Regions from separate parts of the Homo sapiens genome. Here all the other regions are linked to region 3. A link is an interaction called in ENCODE POLR2A ChIA-PET data of the cell type or tissue named here. Cell type or tissue: HepG2. All regions are shown on one strand.

Region 1 (2,500 bases), 400 kb before region 3:
GGGTTTTGCCCTGTTGCCCAGGCTGGTCTCGAACTCCTGGGCTCAAGCAATCCTTCTGCCTTGGCCTCCCAAAGTGCTGGGATTATAGGTGTGACCCACTATGCCTGGCCTTGAAAATCCATTTTATTTTATTTTTTTAATTTATTTATTTTTTTGAGACGGAGTCTCGCTGTCACCCAGGCTGAAGTGCAGTGGCACGGTCTCGGCTCATTGCAAACTATGCCTCCCGGGTTCACGCCATTCTCCTGCCTCAGCCTTCCCAGTAGCTGGGACTACAGGCGCGCGCCATCACGCCTGGGTAATTTTTTTTTGTGTGTATTTTCAGTAGAGACGGGGTTTCACCGTGTTAGCCAGGATGGTCTCGATCTCCTGACCTCATGAACCGCCCGCCTCGGCCTCCCAAAGTGCTGGGATTACAGGCGTGAGCCACCATGCCCAGCCGAAAATCCATTTTATTTATTTATTTACTTATTTAGGTGTGACCCACCATGCCTCGCCTTGAAAATCTTATTTATTTATTTAGAGACGGAGTTTTGCTCTTGTTGCCCAGGCTGGAGTGCAATGGCGCGATCTCGGCTCACTGCAACCTCCACCTCCCGGGTTCAAGCAATTCTCTGCCTCAGCCTCCCGAGTAGCTGGGATTACAGGCGCCCGCCACCACGCCTAGCTAATTTTTGTATTTTTAGTAGAGACGGGGTTTCACCATGCTGGCCAGGCTGGTCTTCAACTCCTGACCTGGTGATCCACCCACTCGGCCTCCTAAAGTGCTGGGATTACAGGTGTGAGCCACCGCACCCGGCCAGTCCCTTATATAAATTTTTAAAAAGATGTTTTCTTCGTTTCCTAGCCCCTTCTACCCACCTACAAAGTTCCAAAGGCTTTAATGCTATTGCAACGGCAGTCAGAGGTCAAGCTGGTGGGGGTGCGGTGCAGCTCCCTAACGCGGGGCAGCCTCAAAGGGGGCCGACCCTGCCCAGCACGAATGGCACCGGGCGGTGGGGGACGCTCCCGAGGTCCCGGGAACATGGCTGGGGGAAGTGTTGGGGGGTGCACATACCCAGGCTCAGCTGAGGCGAGTGCGCGGCCAGGGCTGCAGCTGGCGCTGGCTGGCACTTGCGCCGGCCATTGAGGAGCTTCTGGGCGACCCTGCACTCGTGCCTACCAGGCGCCAGCCGGTAGGTGCGCAGCGCCTGCTCCAGCAGCGTCAGGCCTTTGCTGCGCGGACCCCTCAGGCCGGGAAGTCACGCAGGTGGTAGTAGTCCAGGTGGTCGTAAACTCCTCCTCATAGCTTATGGGTGGTGGCGGCTGGGCTGAAGACGGCGGACAGGACATCCCGCCCGGCCGCCTGTGGTCACCCTCCCGCGCAGGCGCTCTCCTGGAAGACCCAGCACCTGGAGTTCCGATTGGCTCTGCGTGAGGGGCGGGCCTTTGCGACATCTTGGGGGGCGCCTTCGGTGACGTCACAGGGGCGGGCCTTCTGTCACGTCACAAGGGCTGTACAGTGCCTGGAGCTGGGCAGTCTTCTCAGAGTGGAGCCTGGTAACCGCGACCTCCCCGCCAGTTCCTGTGTGTTGCTGGCTGGAAAGGGGTAGTTGACAAACTCCCACCCAGCACAGTATTTATGTCGGTCAAAAATGGAAAACTATGTGTCCGGGCGTGGCCAGGAAGGAGGATCCCTTCAGGCCAAGAGCAGCCTAGCAATATGGCGCAACCCCACCTCTGTAGTCCAACCTCAGCCTCCCAGCTACTTGAACCCCAAGATTCAAGGCTCCAATGATCTGTGATCTCACCACAGCACTCCTGCCTGCGAGACTGAGGTAAACCCTGTATAAAAAAATAAAAAAGAAAACTATGCAAGTGTACAACCGGGAGGGACTGCTTAAAGAACACATGAGGCTGCCTGGGCCGTGCTATCCCGGCACTTTGGGAGGCCGAGGCAGGAGGATGGCTTGTGTTCAGGAGTTCGAGATGCGCCTGGGCAACATGACGCAACCCCGTCTCTACGGAAGATACAAAGATTAGCCAGGCGCGGTGCACGCTTGGCCTAATTTTTGTATCTTTCGTAGAGATGGGGGGGTCTTGCTATGTTGCCCGGGCCGGTCTCGAACTCCTGGGTTCAAGCGATCTTCTCACCTTGGCCTTTAGAGTTGTTGGGATTACAGGCGTGAGCCACCGCACCCTCCTGGGCTAGGCTATTTAATAACATAAGAAAGTGCGGTGGCTCACGCCTGTAATCCCAACACTTTGGGAGGCCGAGGCGGGTGGATCACCTGAGGTCAGGAGTTTGAGACCATCCTTGCCAATATGGTGAAACCCAGTCTCTACAAAAAAATACAAAAATTAGGCCGAGCGCGGTGGCTCACACCTGTAATCTCAGCACTTTGGGAAGCTGAGGCGGGCTGATCACCTGAGGTTGGGAGTTCAAGACCAGCCTGACCAACATGGAGAAATCCCATCTCTACTAAAAATACAAAATTAGCCGGGCATGGTGGTGCATGCC
Region 2 (2,500 bases), 470 kb before region 3:
GGTTTGTGCTACAGATAGTGGTCCAGGTGGGATTGTCCTCTGATTTATTTCTGTGTCCATGCAGGCAGATGAGATTATGAACAGGTGGTCCAGAATCCTAGATTGGTGGAGAGAACAGGTTGCTGCTGCAGATTCAGTGTCTGGGAATAGGAATATGTCAGGAGACTCGTAGACACTTTTGTGGGTTTTTGGCAAGAAACACCAGGATGAAAAATGCTGTGGTGAAATTCCTAAGGTGGTGCCTAGTCCTGGGAGGTGTGAACACATCAATGTCTAGTGGGTATGTTTGTGAGTGGGTGGAAATCCTGAGGTGGCAGTGGTGGGAAAAGGAGGTCTGCTATAAGAGCTCCTTTCCTCTAAGTTTTCAGTCCTCTCTCACAGTGGGAGTGGGAGGAGACCTCAAATCCCAGGACAATGGGCAGTGTGACAGCCTGTGTACAGGAGAGCAGAGTCTCTCATTCCCAGACACCCAGAGTTCCATTCCAGGCCAGGCCTCTGAGATGTCTTTCTTCTGGCACCAAAACTGTAATGTTTGCTGAACACCAAGCAATTCTTCAAAACCAACACATTGTCTAAAATTTGAATTATGACCCCACTTAAGAGTCAGCACAGACCCTGATCCAGGGCTCAATCTCACAACACTGTCTTCACTGCAGACACCAGTCACAAACCCTATAGGTCCATCTATGCTTTTGAGCTACTGTTTAAAAATTCAGGACTCCCATAAATCTCTCAAGTTCAATAATTTTATAGAGCTGCTCACAGAACTCAGCAAAATACTGTAGTTATGTTTACCCATTTATTATACAAAATACAACCCAGAAAACTCAAGTGGAAAAAATGTATAGGACAAAGAAAAGACGTGGGGAAAGATGAAGCACATAGATAATCCTGGTAAATAGCGTTAATAAAATTCTCTATCCTTTGTGTTCTCCAGGAACAGTTTATGGAAAGAAACATCCTTTCATTATGACTTAGATGGTGCTCTCTTGTCTGACTTATCACATAACCAGACACTGACTCTGCACATTTTCTTCTTTTTTGTATTAAAAAATTAGCTAAATTTGTCTTCAGTGGTCAAAATAAAATGCTTTTTTGTTTGTTTTTTGAGATGGAGTCTCACTCTGTCGCCCAGACTAGAGTGTAGTGGCACGATCTTGGGTCACTGAAACCTCTGCCTCCAAGGTTCAAGCAATTCTCCTGCCTCAACCTCCAGAGTAGGTGGGATAACAGGCACATGCAACCATGCCTGGCTAATTTTTATATTTTTTTTTAGTAGAGATGGGGTTTCGTCATGTTGGCCAGGCTGGTCTCGAACTCCCGACCTCAAGTGATCCCCCGGCCTTGGCCTCCCAAAGTGCTGGGATTACAGGCATGAGCCATTGTGCCCAGCCTAAAATACTTCTTAATCAAACTTTACTTAAGTTTATCTCCTTTCCACAGGCTCCTGAACTTTGAGCTACTCTCAGTCTGAGCCAACATACAGCCCCATTTTATGTTCCTCCTAAAAACTTGCTGACTTCATGGTAAAACAATTTCTGATCTAAAATCTGATTTTTTTTCATCCTCCATTTGCTATTCCCCTCTGACCTTCTAATCTTTTTTGCTCCTCCCTAAGAAAGAAAGCCTTTATCTGTTTAAACTTTGCAATCCTTAAAGCTCTTATAGTTGGTACTTCGTTCTGTTGCAACACTCTTTTAGAATTCAATTTTTTTACATAAACCTAATTTAGCTCATTTTACAAAGTCTAGAAACTGCCTCAAAACAGTAACAATTTCATCTGCAGTAAGACCCTCCCAGTCCCATTCCATCTTAATGTTAACTGCATCTGTCTGTGGGTCCCCAGCTTTCCAGGGCTCTGTCACTTTTTTCAGTATAAAGGCTTCTTCCATGGCTAGAGTGAGCAGGCTGGGACATCTGCAGGGAAGGTTTCCTAGAAAGAATGAACTGAGCCTTTAATACCCTCCCTCCCTGGCTGGGTGCAGTGGCTCACACCTGTAACCCCAACATTTTGGGAGACCAAGGATCACCTGAGGTCAGGAGTTTGAGACCAGACTGGATAACATGGTGAAACCTCGTCTCTACTAAAAATACAAAAATTAGCTGGGTGTGGTGGCACCTGCCTGTAATCCCAGCTACCTGGGAGGCTGAGGCAAGAGATTTGCTGGAACCAGGAGGCAGAGGCTGCAGTGATCCAAGATCTCACCACTGCACTCCAGCCTGGGCAACAGAGCAAGGCTCTGTCAAGAAAAAAGAAAAAGAAAGAAAGAACCTCCCCGCTTTTTGCAGGCTCAATATTAGCATTAGCTTGGGGTCACTGGGCACAAGCTTTAATTTCCATGTCAGAGTTATTCACTTGGTTTTTGAAACTGAAAAATTCAGAAAAATTACTCAAACACATTGTTTATATAAGGGAAGGAAATTTTACGGTACTTACATTTCATACCTCAATAAGAAATACAAAAGCATTTATTCCTTTAAGACAATATGTTATTATTTC
Region 3 (2,500 bases):
ATAATGTGCTAGCAAATACACACACATGCATGTGCACACGTGCATACACACACATCTGTATGTAGAGGAATATATTAGAATCAAAGAATCAGACTTCTATTATTCTTGATAGTAATAATGGATAATTATGCATGTTATTTAAACTGAAAGTCTGGGTGTGGTGGCTCACATCTATAATCCCAGCACTTTTGAAGGCTAAGGTGGGAGGACTGCTTGAGCCCAAGAGTTCAAGACCATGGAAGCTTGGGCAACATAGTGAAACCCTGACTCTACAAAAAATACAAAAATTAGCCGAGTATGGTGGCTAATGTACCTGTAGTCTCCGCTACTCGGGAGGCTGAGGTTGGAGGATTGCCTGAGCCCAGGAGGCAGAGGTTGCAGTGAGCTGACATCATGCCACTGCACTCCAGCCTGGGTGACAGAGAGATACTCAGCCTCAAAAACAAACAAACAAACAAAAAAACACCTGAAAGTTGTTAGCTATTACTCTTAGCAGTAGGTGGTCTTTCAAAATTGCACATTACATTTGTCTTGTGAAAGCCTTGCCGTCATATATCTCATGTATACACAATGCAACCACTCATAAAGTATCAAAGAATCAGACTTCTGATATAGTATTCTGTAGCTTCTGAGTTCCAGCAACTTTAGTAGTTCCAACATGGTGGCCCCTCTGTCCCTCCTCCAGGGGAGTATTCTCCCAATGTAAAGAATGAAAACTAACAATGTGTAGCTTTTGGAACTCTGGTCTGTATTCTACTTCAGACTTGGCCCTGCTGGCTGGTCTCTGAAACATGTGGCTCCAAGTAAATGCTAGGAATACTTGTGTAATTGAGCTGATCTTTCATAAGTGTCTATGGAGATGTCTTATTTTTTGGTTTGGGGGTTGGGTGTTAGGGTCATCCCGACCAGACTGTTCCCCTCCCTTCCCATGGGTGTTATAATGCAGTCCTTTGTGACCTCTGCACTGCTTCCCCAGGGCTAAAGACAAACACCCCTTCACCGACCCCTCCAGTAATTGTTTGTCCAGGCAGTTACAGGATGTGGTTAACATGTCTGTTGACCTCGCATAACAAAGCTGGCAAAAACATCTCCAGGATGTGGTCAAGACACCTGCACCCTCAGCTCAGCTCCCCCACCCCAACTCAGCCCTCCTGCACACCCAACTCAGCTGCCCCACCCTGACCCAGTTACTCACCTTATAAAGCCCTGTTGTAGTCTGTAAGAGGGGCTGCCTCCTCTGCTTTTGTCAGGAGGTAGCCCGGCAGGACTGACAATAAATCAGCTTGCCTGAACTTGGGTCTGCTGGCCTCACTCCTTTCTCGGCTGTCCTTCCAATTATACCTTATGTCTTGGTGCCGAAACCGGGAAGGTGGTAGAGTTCGGCCTCCTTTTCTCCCTTTATCCTCCCCCTGCTCCTTCCCCTGGCCGAACTCCCCCTTCCAGAACCTGCTAGAGACCCAAGGATCTCATACATCTTTTCCATTGCTGGCGAACACATCCAACACCAGGGACACCTCAGGAGTGAGTAAAGGAGACATACCTTCCGTCCGGAACCCTTGTCCGCTCTTTCCTTCCCAAAAGACCCAGCGCTGGGCCAAAGGTTTCCTCGTCCCAGCCTCCAGGAGACCCTCGATGTCTCCCTATCAGTGATGCCTGTACGGGGGATTATCGTACCTCTCCGACTTAAACTGTGGGACAGGGGACGCCTTCTCCCGCCATCCTTGTCTCTGGCCAAGTCTTCCATCTCTACCCCTCTCTCATTCCACTATGGGAGCCTCCCAGTCCACTCCCTCAAAGGCATCCCCCCATCGGGTGTCTCCTCCGTAACCTTAACACCCTTAACCTCCATTCCAAAATTTGGCCAAAAAGGCTCATCTTTCATTGTAACACAGCCTGACCTCAGTATAAATTGGGCAATGGCTCCCAGTGGTCTAAAAATGGCACATTCGATTTTAACACCCTCAGGGACCTGGACAACGTTTGCCATCGCAATGGAAAGTGGTCTGAAATCCCTTATGTTCAGGCCTTTTTTGCCCTCCGTAGCTGCCCCTCCCTTTGTCAGCCCTGTTCTGGTTTTCAAATCCTCCTTGCCCGCTCCAAGCCAGACTCATCCTCAGCTCCCCTTCCTTCTGACGATTCCTCCTTCTTTAACCCTGCTGACTTTTCCTCTCCCTGACAACACCGTAATCCTCCCCCAAATCATCACAATCCTCCACCATATGCTCCCGCTCCTGCCTTACCTCTTTCCCCTCCTCTCTCCAACCACCCAGATTCTGATTCTAATTCCTCCCCATCTCCACCTCCAGCAGGCCCAGCAGTCGGCCCCCTTACTTCCCCTGCGAGAGCTGGCAGGGGCTAAAGGAATTGTTCACGTCCACATTCCGTTCTCCCTCTCCAACCTTTCCCAAATTAAGAAACGTCTCAGATCCTTTTCCTCCAATCCTGACACTTATATCAAAAAGCTCAAATACCTCACCCCATCTTACAAATTCACTTGGCT

Evidence for each region. ChIA-PET counts read pairs that join two places held together with the same protein. Peaks named below come from ENCODE experiments on the same cell type or tissue, not always from the same donor. Only the 100,000 strongest peaks of a DNase experiment are listed, where the experiment ranks them.
Region 1: POLR2A ChIA-PET joins it to region 3 with 5 read pairs; 1 of 35 experiments calls an interaction of 5 or more read pairs at or near these places.
Region 2: POLR2A ChIA-PET joins it to region 3 with 8 read pairs; 1 of 35 experiments calls an interaction of 5 or more read pairs at or near these places.

Annotation. Positions count from the first base shown.
Region 1 is chr7:65,079,890-65,082,389 of GRCh38, forward strand. No RefSeq gene overlaps it. Among named protein-coding and RNA genes, the nearest start is that of SNORA15B-1, 11 kb to the left of the region's middle. RefSeq lists an enhancer at 706-1,600. In HepG2, no CTCF peak of the experiment used is centred here; a DNase peak (open chromatin) is centred at 1,422; H3K4me3 peaks cover 1,100 bases.
Region 2 is chr7:65,001,234-65,003,733 of GRCh38, forward strand. All of the region lies in intron 1 of ERV3-1-ZNF117 (ERV3-1-ZNF117 readthrough), which reads right to left. The region is part of intron 1 of ERV3-1 (endogenous retrovirus group 3 member 1, envelope); the gene reads right to left. Among named protein-coding and RNA genes, the nearest start is that of ERV3-1, 4.2 kb to the right of the region's middle. In HepG2, no CTCF peak of the experiment used is centred here; DNase peaks (open chromatin) are centred at 448 and 1,498; H3K4me3 peaks cover 1,217 bases.
Region 3 is chr7:65,474,895-65,477,394 of GRCh38, forward strand. LOC124901660 (a long non-coding RNA gene) reads left to right here and starts at 1,190. Exons shown (of 3, transcript XR_007060365.1): 1 at 1,190-1,521. In HepG2, no CTCF peak of the experiment used is centred here; a DNase peak (open chromatin) is centred at 1,027.